Linked DNA regions of Homo sapiens: regions 1 and 2 are each linked to region 3. The links are chromatin contacts, found by Hi-C or POLR2A ChIA-PET in ENCODE. All regions are on one chromosome and are shown on one strand. The core of a region is the stretch at or near the end of the contact, and the rest is flanking DNA. Distances in the headings are between cores, read along the strand shown.

The links. Hi-C counts contacts between places; a loop is a spot of excess contacts on that map. ChIA-PET counts read pairs that join two places held with the same protein, here RNA polymerase II (POLR2A). Pooled maps may share reads with other maps.
Region 1: a loop to region 3 is called in a pooled map, with 6 times the contacts of the local background. The contact joins the promoter of CNOT4 here to the promoter of TMEM209 in region 3. A Hi-C loop is called at or near these places in 3 of 50 pooled maps. POLR2A ChIA-PET finds 5 or more read pairs at or near these places in 2 of 52 experiments (B cell and HepG2).
Region 2: a loop to region 3 is called in a map of naive thymus-derived CD4-positive, alpha-beta T cell, with 12 times the contacts of the local background. The contact joins the promoter of WDR91 here to the promoter of TMEM209 in region 3. A Hi-C loop is called at or near these places in 1 of 168 maps with a recorded cell type or tissue (naive thymus-derived CD4-positive, alpha-beta T cell) and 6 of 50 pooled maps. POLR2A ChIA-PET finds 5 or more read pairs at or near these places in 1 of 52 experiments (activated CD4-positive, alpha-beta T cell).

Annotation. Positions count from the first base shown.
Region 1 is chr7:135,508,841-135,512,164 of GRCh38, reverse strand. CNOT4 (CCR4-NOT transcription complex subunit 4) reads left to right here and starts at 2,063. Exons shown (of 12, transcript NM_001190850.2): 1 at 2,063-2,276. RefSeq lists enhancers at 1,368-1,537, 1,688-1,807, 1,183-2,087, 2,118-2,317, 2,088-2,993 and a silencer at 1,878-2,117.
Region 2 is chr7:135,210,041-135,213,783 of GRCh38, reverse strand. It overlaps WDR91 (WD repeat domain 91), which reads left to right and starts at 2,258. Exons shown (of 15, transcript NM_014149.4): 1 at 2,258-2,404. The coding sequence starts at 2,282. RefSeq lists a silencer at 2,016-2,555 and an enhancer at 3,726-3,743.
Region 3 is chr7:130,203,441-130,207,147 of GRCh38, reverse strand. TMEM209 (transmembrane protein 209) reads left to right here and starts at 1,742. Exons shown (of 15, transcript NM_032842.4): 1 at 1,742-1,775; 2 at 3,038-3,174; 3 at 3,302-3,360. The coding sequence starts at 1,773. It also overlaps a transcript of SSMEM1 not described here. RefSeq lists enhancers at 1,478-1,587, 1,648-1,827, 1,504-2,303 and a silencer at 2,965-3,259.

The sequences.
Region 1 (3,324 bases), core at 814-3,313, 5.3 Mb before region 3:
ATAGCACATCATTTTGATTTCAGATGAAATCATGTATATAGGTAGTTTATATACCTATGAATTTCATTTTAGGCTAACAAAGAGCATATTATAAAAACATTTATTAAAAAAAGGAATGTTGGGTAAGATAAGGTTGCCACTGGATTAGGTGATGCTTAAGATCCCTTCCAGTTTTTACTGTGATGATTCTAATCTTTCATAATGGGAAGGCTTCTTTTTATTTTGTTCTTTTCATTACTTTGTTTATATACTACTATAGAATCAGTAATATATACAAGAACAATAAACACATTTTTAAATAAAAATGTCAACCATATTGAATGTTTAGGCATTTAATTACCTAAAGGGAAATCCAAATAATTTCCCAAGTTTCCTTGCTAGGTAATCATTTCATGATTCTATAATTTCAAACTTTGGGTAAAATGTGACTTCACTACATATTTTAATTTTTACCCAAGTAACTGTTGTCTCTAGGTTTATAGTGAGGAAACTGAAACACAGAAAACCAATGTACCAAAAGAATGAGGCCGGGTGCCCTGGCTCACGTCTGTAATCCCAGTACTTTGGGAGGCCGAGGCAGGCAGATTACCTGAGGTCAGGAGTTCGAGACCAGGCTGACCAACATGGTGAAACCCTGTCTCTACTAAAAATATAAAAATTAGCCTGGCGTGGTGGCACGTGCCTGTAATCCCAGCTACTCGGGAGGCTGAGGCAGGAGAATCACTTGAATCCGGCAGGCGGAGGTCGCAGTGAGCCGAGATCGCGCCACTGCACTCCAGCCTGGGTGACAGAGCTAGACTCCGTCTCAAAAAAAAAAAAAAAGAAAAAACAATGAATTGAGGGCTTATTATGAAATTAAGTTCGTAAATTTAAAACTGCAACCTCTTTCCCTACTCCCCTTCCCTGCTTTAAGTTTTTAAAATCGGTTATGACATACTATGCATTTTAATCACGTATTTTTAAAATAATGCCTCTTCTCTCCTCTTCCTCATCCCAACACATCACTAGAATAGGGACAGGGAATTTTTTCTATTTTGCTCACCATTGTATTCTCAATATATAGAAGAGTACCCGGCAGCTAGGAGGAGCTCATTGAGTATTTGCTGTATGAGTGGGTGAAGAATACATGCAATAAGCAAAAGTTACTGCTTCGAGCGCCACTTCCACCAGAGTTCTGGGATGCAAACGGGGCGACCAGTACATTGACTGACTTTTGTGACTGATGATTCCTCAGTGCTCGTAGGGATTGTGGCTGCATTTATTGTTCTTGGGGATGTGCCGATGTGTGTAGTTTGTAAACTTGCACACAGCTGTGCTGGCTGGACACCGAACTAACACTAATTTGCACCGAGGTCCGCAAATTCTCAAATTCACACCAACAGAAGCACGTTATTGTAAGTGCACGGGTGTTCCGTTCTCTTGGGTAATCTGCACAGAACAATTTAGTGTATGTCTTCACTGGTGATTTTACAGTGAAGAAGGGATCAAGGGTGGTGGCCCCAAATGCGCAAGGACAGGGAAATGAATTAAACAGGCGCCTGTTTCCTCCTTGTTCGCAAACAGACGCCAAGTCTGTATCAAATTCTCACCCTGGATCAAATCCCGCGCTCTTCGTACCCACAACCTGCCTCCACCTCCACCCCGCCCCCTTTAGATATCCCTGGTGGGCGGGGCAGAGAATAAACATTCCGGGCTCCCCGAAAAACTGTTTAGCCTCGCCCCAGTCTTGGGGTAGCACATTTCCGCAAACACCGAGGACACGGAATCACTAGTGAAAACCGCCGACCAAATGACATTGAAGCAGCACACGCGTGCAGAGAAGGAAGCAAAACACGAAGAAAGGCATCAGTCCAGCAGCCACGTGAGGTGGGCGATCCCCTCCGCCCTCTGAGAGAGGACTTCAACTCCCGGCGTGCCCCTGGGAGGTTACCCTCCGAGGACTTCAACTCCCAGGGTGCTGCGGGAGCGGCCACCGCAACCTCCCACTCAGCCGCCCGCCGCTCCTCCCGCCCCTCCCCCGCCCCTCCTGGCCGGATCAGCGTGCGCCTGCGCACGGGAGGCCGGAGGAGTCTTACCCTAATGTAAGATGGTGGCCCGTCTGGCTGTGGAACCCACCGAAAGCTGAGAGTCTCTCTCTCAGCCGTAAAGGTCGGACTCGCTGAAGCAATCAGGCCCGGTTCTGAAGAGTTTTTTCCCCGACGCTCGTTCGGTGGTTTCTTGTGAGGACGCGGCAGCCCGTGGAGTCGGCTGAGGGAAAAGCGAGGCAAGGCAGGCGGGTGAGTCTATGCGGGGCTGGGCTTAGGGGAAACCCGGGGCTGACCGGCTACGAGAGAGCGGAGGCTTCGCTGGGACTGTACAGGCCGCACCCCCCTTTCTCCCCACCCCCCGCCTCATCTTCACCCTCCTCCTCCTTGGTCTTCTTCCTCCTCCTCCTCTTCCTCCCTCTCCCCTTTACGCCACAGCAGTTACCATAAGGAAAAGGGAGCGGGTCAGAAGGCAGCGCGGCGGCAAGCAGCGACTCTCCTTCGAGAATTTCTTTAATTGGGGAGCCGAGGCGGCTTTTGGTCTCCAGCTTTTCCCCCTGCATTTTCACCGGGGCAGGATTCTTAGGTCTCAGCCCTCCTTGTTTCCCCAATCCCCTGTTCCCTGTCTGACGTCCTTTCCCTCTGGCCCCCGTCTCCCAAGACCAAAGCCATCACTTCCACTCTGATCCGTGTTGGCTGCTGCTGCTCATTAATCCCACTGCTCATTGCCCACTCGTCCTGCTGCTTGTTTTTTTGCTCCACTGCTACCACTCTGGAGTTAGCCTTTGCCCCCCTCTGGTGCTTGCAATCAGCCCACAGTGTATCTGCCACACTAGAGCTGCTTCCGATTTGCAGTCTTTCCTTCCACCACATCTGTCATCTTAAAGCTGCCCCTTAAGTATCTAGATTATGCTCCTCCTGCTAACCCACCTGTTTCTCAGCCTTCTTGAGAATTGTCCGTTCCTTCCCTCTTTCCTGTACAGATCCTTTCAATATACACTTCCAGAAAAAGGGAAGCCCCGTGGTGGCCCTTGAAAAGTAAAAGGAAGTTGGGAAGTGAATGAAGTGAGGTAGGATACTATTAAACGTTATGAGTGAAGATCTTTTATTCAGGCTACTCCGGAGAGGACCGTTTTCGTTTTGCTTTCTGTGATCTATTTGTCGCTTATTCGCTCTGTTGTGTTAGGACTTGGCTTTTTTTCTTTTTTTTCGTTTTGGACCGGTTTTATCATGCTACTAAGCGTTCTTTGGATTGCCTCTCCCCAGGACACTTAGTGTGGGCCCTGATTTATACCAATAA
Region 2 (3,743 bases), core at 1,009-3,508, 5.0 Mb before region 3:
AATTTCCATAGAGTAGGAGTGGAGGGTCTGAGCAGAGGGGCAGCAATGATTCTGAGTTGTATTTTGACAAACACGAAAAGTCATACCATTCGAGGGAAGGAGAAGGGAACACTCCATGCATTTTACCAATAGGCCATTCACTGTGCTAAGCGTTTTACATACACTGTCTTATTAAATCTTCATTACTACTGTGCAAGGTGGGTGTTATTGTCACCATTTTTTTTTTTTTGAGACGGAGTCTCGCTCTGTCGACCAGGCTGGAGTGAAGTGGCGCGATCTCGGCTCACTGCAAGCTCCGCCTCCCGGGCTTACGCCATTCTCCTGCCTCAGCCCCCCCGAGTAGCTGGGACTACAGGCGCCCGCCACCACGCCCGGCTAATTTTTTGTATTTTTAGTAGAGACGGGATTTCACCGTGTTAGCCAGGATGGTCTCGATCTCCTGACCTTGTGATCCGCCTGCCTCCGCCTCCCAAAGTGCTGGGATTACAGGCGTGAGCCACCGCGCCCGGCCTATTGTCACCATTCTGCAGAAGCAAGTCTCAAAGATATTGGCTATTTTCCTACTTACAAAAATACGTGCACCTTGTAAAAACTTCAACAATAAAAAGAAAGTAAAAAACAAGAAGTCCTTCATAGTCTCACCTCTCAGATAAAACCACTCCAATTGTCACTTGGTATCTGCAGGGGGTTGGTTTTAGGACCCTCCCTAGAAGACCAAAATCCATGGATGCCCTGATGTAAAAAGGCCTAGTATTTGCATCTAACCTATACACTTCCTCCTGTATACTTTAAATAATCTCTACATTGCTTATAATACTGAATACATTGTACATGTTATGTAAATTGTTGTTATGCTATATTTAATTTGTGTTTTTAAAAATTGTATTCTTTTTTAAACTGAGACGGTGTCCTGCTCTGTCACCCAGGCTGGAGTGCAGTGGTACAATCACAGCTCACTGCAGCCTCGACCTCCTGGGCTCAAGTGATCCTCCTGCCTCAGCCTCCCAAGTAGCTGGGACCACAGGCAGCACCACCACGCCCGGCTAATTTTTTTTTTTTTTTTTTTTTGAGACAGAGTTTCGCTCTTGTTGCCCAGGCTGGTATGCAATGGCGCGATTTCGGCTCACTGCAACCTCCACCTTCTGGGTTCAAGCGATTCTCCTGCTTCAGCCTCCCGAGTAGCTGGGATTACAGGCATGCGCCACAACGCCCGGCTAATCTTGTATTTTTAGTAGAGACGGGGTTTCTCCATGTTGGTCAGGCTGGTCTCAAACTCCCGACCTCAGGTGATCCGCCCACCTCGGCCTCCCAAAGTGCTGGGATTGCAGGCGTGAGCCACTGCGCTCCGCATTTTTTTTTTTTTTTTTTTTTTGTGGAGATGTGGTTTCGTCATGTTGTCCAGGCTGGTCTCCAACTCCTGGGGCCAAGAGATCCGCCTACCCTGGCCTCCCAAAATGTTAGGATTACAAGTGTGAGCCACTGCGCCCGGCTATTTTTTATTTTTAAAACTTTGGAAAAAATATTTTCAATCCTCGTTGGTTGAATCCGTGAATGCGGAACCCGAGGATGCAGAGACCCGACTGCATAGGAACTTGGTGTATAATCTTCCTGAATTTAAAAAATGTACACACATACATACCTAATTTTTTTTTCACAAGAAACCAGGACTATAGCGTACATACACTGCTATGAAATTTGCCTATCCTAGCAGTGCATCTTGGTTATCTTGCTGTGTAGCCAATTCGTCTTACTAATGAAAGCAGAGATTTGGGGGAGTTAGCGCTCTCTGAGGACACGCGTGTTGTGGCTTCACGCAGGTCACTCTGCTCTTAGGGCTCCAGCTTCCTCCGTGTAGGAGGAGGGCAGGGGACCGGGAGCTCTGCGATGTAACGCCAACCAACAGGGCGCCGCACCCCCTGCCCGCCTCGGGACTACCTGGGATGTTCTTAAGATCCAGTCTTGTTTGACGTGGGTGGCAGCCGCCACTTTCAGTAATTCAGACAAAGCCGCCGCCGGCGCCGCCAGGACCTCCCCTCGCCACTCCTCGGGAGGGGTAAGGGTGACTCGAGCGGCCAGGCGGGCTGGGGCTGGCTCAGGGGCGGGGCCTCGGGCGGGGAGCCGGCCGAGGGGCGGGGCCTCAGGCTGGTCGCCCAGTGCGTGCGGGCTGGTAGGCCTGTCGCGGCGTGACGTGCTCGGCGCCCGCGTCCGGCCCCGCCCCATTTCTCCCAGGCCCCGCCCCTCCGTCCCTCACCGCACCACCCCTAAAGACGCTAGCGCTGCGATGGCGGAGGCCGTGGAGCGCACTGACGAGCTGGTCCGGGAGTACCTGCTCTTCCGCGGGTTCACGCACACACTGCGGCAGCTGGACGCCGAGATCAAGGCGGACAAGGAGAAGGGGTTCCGGGTGAGAGGCCGGCGGGAGCGGCGCGGGCAGAGGCGGCCCGAGGGAGCCGGGGAGCGGGCTTCCCCCCAGCACTGCCTCCGGGGCGAGAGCGGCGCTGTCACTCGCGCCGGGGCGCCGGAGACCTCAGCGCGTCCGACCCCAGCTTGACGGATGAGGAACTGAGACCCTCAGACGGACAGGACCTGCCTGAAGCCGCCCCCCGAGTCAGGAGCATCGCCGAGGCTGGAGCCCCGATGCCCCGGCTCCTGGTCTAGGGTTCTGTCTCCACTCCAGCCTCCTTGGCCAGGATGGCGATGAGGTTTTAGGAGCCGAGGTTAGGTAGATGGTTGCGTTTTGGCAACAGATATTCGTGTTGGCTTCCAGTGGCAGTGGAAGCAAAGAAGTCTGCAGTCCAAAACGTTAGCTGCGTTCAAGTATCTGCGGTGTTTGTTTAAAATGGCCTCGTCAGGGACTCATCGGCAATTTTGCTTCTGCAGTTGTGGAAGACCTCATGGCACATTAGAGAAACCCAAACTTCCCCTGCTCTAAAATGATTTTCCATTGCGAGGTTCTTGGAATGTATATGTGTGTGATTTGTATGTTTGTGTGTACTGACTTCAATGAGAGGCAGTGAGCTAACAGCAAGAGCACTGGAGGGGAGTTAGGAGATCTGGTTTCCTGCCTGGCCAAAGTTAGTGGCTACTTAGTGGCAAAAGCAAATCATTTCACCCCTCTGGGCTTCAGTGGCCTGATCTATAAACTAGGGGCATTGGATTGGTATTGATATCCAAACCCTTTTCCAGATTCTGTACTCTGCTGTAATTGCTCCTCACAAGAAGGTGACTTCCTTGGCTGACACTCTGAGCAGCTACCACGGCTTCGTGGAACTTTGATGACTTGAAGGAGTCAGTCCATGCACCTCCTCATGATCCTTGGGATCTGGGAATTGTGGAGATTGTCTCATAGCTCTTCTTCACCCCACCCCCTTTTTTAAAAATGTGAGGTAACTGAAACTACAGTTAAGCAACACTGCCATTTTTTTTTCTTTTTTGACAGAAAGTCTCACTCTGTCGCTTAGGCTGGAGTGCAGTGGCACGATCTCAGCTCACTGCAACCTCTGCCTTCTGGGTTCAAGCGATTCTCCTGCCTCAGCCTCCCGAGTAGCTGGGATTACAGGCGCGTGCCACCACGTCCAGCTAATTTTTGTATTTTTAGTAGAGTCGGGGTTTCACCATGTTGGCAAGGCTGGTCTCGAACTCCTGACCTCAGGTGATCCATCCACCTCAGCCTCCCAAAATGCTGGGATTACAGGCGTGAGCCACGGTGCCTGGCCTGATGACACTGCCAAATTGATCAAGTA
Region 3 (3,707 bases), core at 493-2,992:
TTGAATAAATGCACAACAGCTTATAGATTAAGAGGGAAAAACACAGATGTGCCCGTTATGAACTACTATGAACTACATCAAATGCATACAATTTCTTCTTAGGAAAGAGTCACATATGGAGGGGGTGGGAAACCGGTATTCTAATTTTTTTTTTTTTTTTTTTTAGCAGGGTCTCACTCTGTCGCCCAGACTGGAATGCAGTGGCACCATCTTGGCTCACCGCAACCTCGGCTTCCCAGGCTCAAGTGATTCTCCTGCCTCAGCCTCCAGAGTAATTGGGATTACAGGCGCATGCCACCACGCCCTACTAATTTTTTGTCTTTTTAGTAGAGACAGGGTTTCAGCGTCTTGGCCAGGCTGGTCTCCATCTCCTGACCTCGTGATCCGCCCGCCTCGGCCTCCCAAAGTGTTGGGATTACAGGCGTGAGCCACCGCGCCCGGCCGGTATTCTAATTTTGATTGCACCTTGAGCCCTTTCACTTTGAACAATTTTCCAGTTAGTTCATCTCTAAATCTAAAACTAGAGCAAAACAACATTGCTGCTAAAGCAATCTAAAAATGATAAAACTTAACAGCTCTTCAAGAGCACAGCATACCTGCCGATTTTCATTAATATACAATACCACGTGGTATTAATCTTAGGATCATTTTAGGAAAAACTTTGGCCATTGGACATACATGATGTAATCCACTAGCTTACTGTGGCATGGCTTAATGTTTTTATTAGGAGGCACACTTCAGAACAAGTCCCCAGGCCCTGGGTTTCTGGCTGTGGACTCTAACGCGTCATCTCCTCCAGGAAGCTCGCGAGAGCTGGGGCTGGGCTGGATGCGCCTCCTTGGGGAGCACTGCATCCACCTCACCTGCCACCGAAATGCATCTGTGGGCCTCCGCTGGGGTTGAGCTCCTCTGGGTAATAACCAGGAAGGTCTTATTTTCTATATCCGTGCGCCTGGCTCAGCGGCACACTTGTAGGTATTTGTGCTAAATAAAACAAAGCTCAACCTTTTCCTCAGGATGAGCAGCTCTTCCAAAAAATACATACGAAAATGTGTTATTATTTTTAACCTCAAAACCACTAGCAACTTCAATAAAACAAATTTTGGGTGTGCTTGTTATTGCTGCACCCTATTAAACAGATTAAGAATTTAGGCCGGGCGCGGTGGGCCACGCCTGTAATCCCAAAAGGCGGTGGGAGGCCAGCAGGCGTTTGGGAGGCTGAGGCGGGCGGATCCCTTGAGGTTAGGAAATCGAGACCAGACTGGCCAACATGGCGAAACCCTGTCTCTACCAAAAAAAAAATTACATGGGGTCAGGACTCTTGACATAGATACTTTAACACAGGGGAAAGAAATGCTTTGTCACTGATGGTGTCTGGCCACTTTATCACGCCACTCTATCCTACGGTGAGCCGCCCTACTTAATCAGTTTACACATGTGAGTCCATAAATGCCCTAGGGAAGCTAAAATTATATTAATAGATACAAAATTCAGCTTGTTACAATTATTACTTTTTACTGCGGGTTCAGAGCCTGGTCTGAATTTTGCTGCTTAGCTTTCTCCCGCAGCTGAGTGGGAGCCGCAAAACCGAGACCTGTTTCCCTGGTAACGCTCCGAGCGCCTGGGCCTGCGACCCCTCCCTTTCTCGCGAGAAGAGACTACCTAGTTCTTCCGGTAACTTTAGAGCCGCTTGCCGGTGGCCTCCCGCTTGAGCTTGGCTTTGCGCATGCCCAGAGAGAGTGGCGCGAGCCTGCGTTTTCCGGCCAGAGGACATGGTGCGTTTTCGGGGTCGTGTTTGTGCTTCCTGTCTTGGAATCTACGCGGGTTGTGGGAGTTCCGCGCCTGCTGATCTGTCCTGGGTTCAGCCAAGGGGGATGTGGCTAGGCGTTCCGCCTCTCTAGGGGAAGGGAAGAAAGAAGCAATAGGGTTGCTGAAGTTCGTGCCCAGGAGCCGGGGAGGGAAGCTCTGGACTGGGAAATTGGGACGCGGGGGCTGAGTGGCGCGAAAGCTATTGCTCTGTCCTCTGTGGGATACGACTGCTTGTCGCTGGAACAAGTTTTGCACGGTCTGTAAGAGTTGAGCCTAGCTGAAGAAAGGAGGAATTATAAATCCCAAATGTGGACCAAAACAATGCACGTTTTCCCCTCTCTCCCTCTTACTCCGCTCACCACCCCATCATAAGTACGTGCCCTTCTAAAACTTGGATCCTTGTCCTTTATCCACACACAAAAGGGAGAGCCCTGGAGTACAGCTGTCCAAGTGCAGAGTTGTTGAGATAGTAATGGCGTCTGCATGAGGATGTACAACAGTCTTTATGACTTACAGCAGATATGGAATATAGTCTCCCAAAACTTGACATTTTGAGTTTCTGAAGTTAGCCTTTTGCCTAGTCCGTGTAACATACCCCAAAGACAAAATACAAAGTATTTCTAGACATAACCCTTAAATTACAAAATAAGACATTTTTATGTATTGGAAGTATTAAATTGTTCTTAAATAACCAGCCACGGCTGGGCGCGGTGGCTCACGCCTGTAATCCCAACACTTTGGGAGGCCGAGGCGGGTGGATCACAAGGTCAGGAGTTCGAGACCAGCCTGGCCAAAATGTTGAAATCCCGTCTCTACTAAAAATACAAAAATCAGTCGGACGCGGTGGCGGGCGTCTGTAATCCCAGCTACTCGGGAGTCTGAGGCAGGAGAATCGCTTGAACCCGGGAGGCGGAGGTTGCAGTGAGTCGAGATCGCGCCACTGCATTCTAGCCTGGGAGACAGCAAGACTCCGTCTCAAAACAAATAAATAGATAAATAACCAGCCACTTCTCTGTTGATTACACTGTGATGCCAATTAAGTTACATATAATTTTGGGTTCCCTTTTCATATACTGATATTAAAATGGAAGAAGTTTTGATAAAACATTTTAAAGATGAGAGAAGGTATATGCGGTTTCAGTTACCTTTATAAGGGATGCAAAATTTGGTTTTTAAATGGAGCAATAGTTTCTTCTGGTTAATTCCTGTGCTTTTTGTTTTTTCATAGATGCAGGGGGAGGCACACCCTAGTGCTTCCCTTATTGACAGAACCATCAAGATGAGAAAAGAAACAGAGGCTAGGAAAGTGGTCTTAGCCTGGGGACTCCTAAATGTATCTATGGCTGGAATGATATATACTGAAATGTAAGTGAATCAGTCCAAAAAAAGTGAAACTTTAAGAAGCCAGTGGCTGGTTCCACAGGTTTTTGTGTTTGTTTTTGATTTTTGGTGTTTTTAGGTTCACTGGAAAGCCTTTCTAATTTTTTTTCAGGACTGGAAAATTGATTAGTTCATACTACAATGTGACATACTGGCCCCTCTGGTATATTGGTAAGTAAGTAATTTTCACTGTAACTTACATTTACCAATAAAAAACTGCCTTCAGGTTTAATTCAGCTTAGTATACATTTCCTTATTCAACAAGTATTTGACTGCCTGCTGGGTTGTAAAAACTGGGAATACAGCAGAAAGGGAGCAAGGTAAATCCCTGCTATTATGAAAGGAACATTCTGTTAGACAATCAGATTAATAACACTTCAGGTAATTATGAGTTCTGTGAAGAAAAATAAGTTTAGAGGTTAGTGAGATTTGTTTTTATTACTCTCCTGAAATGCGCTTTCTGTGTCTCTACCTTTTTACTTTTCAAGACCAGCCCAGATTTCTGCTCCATTGATGCC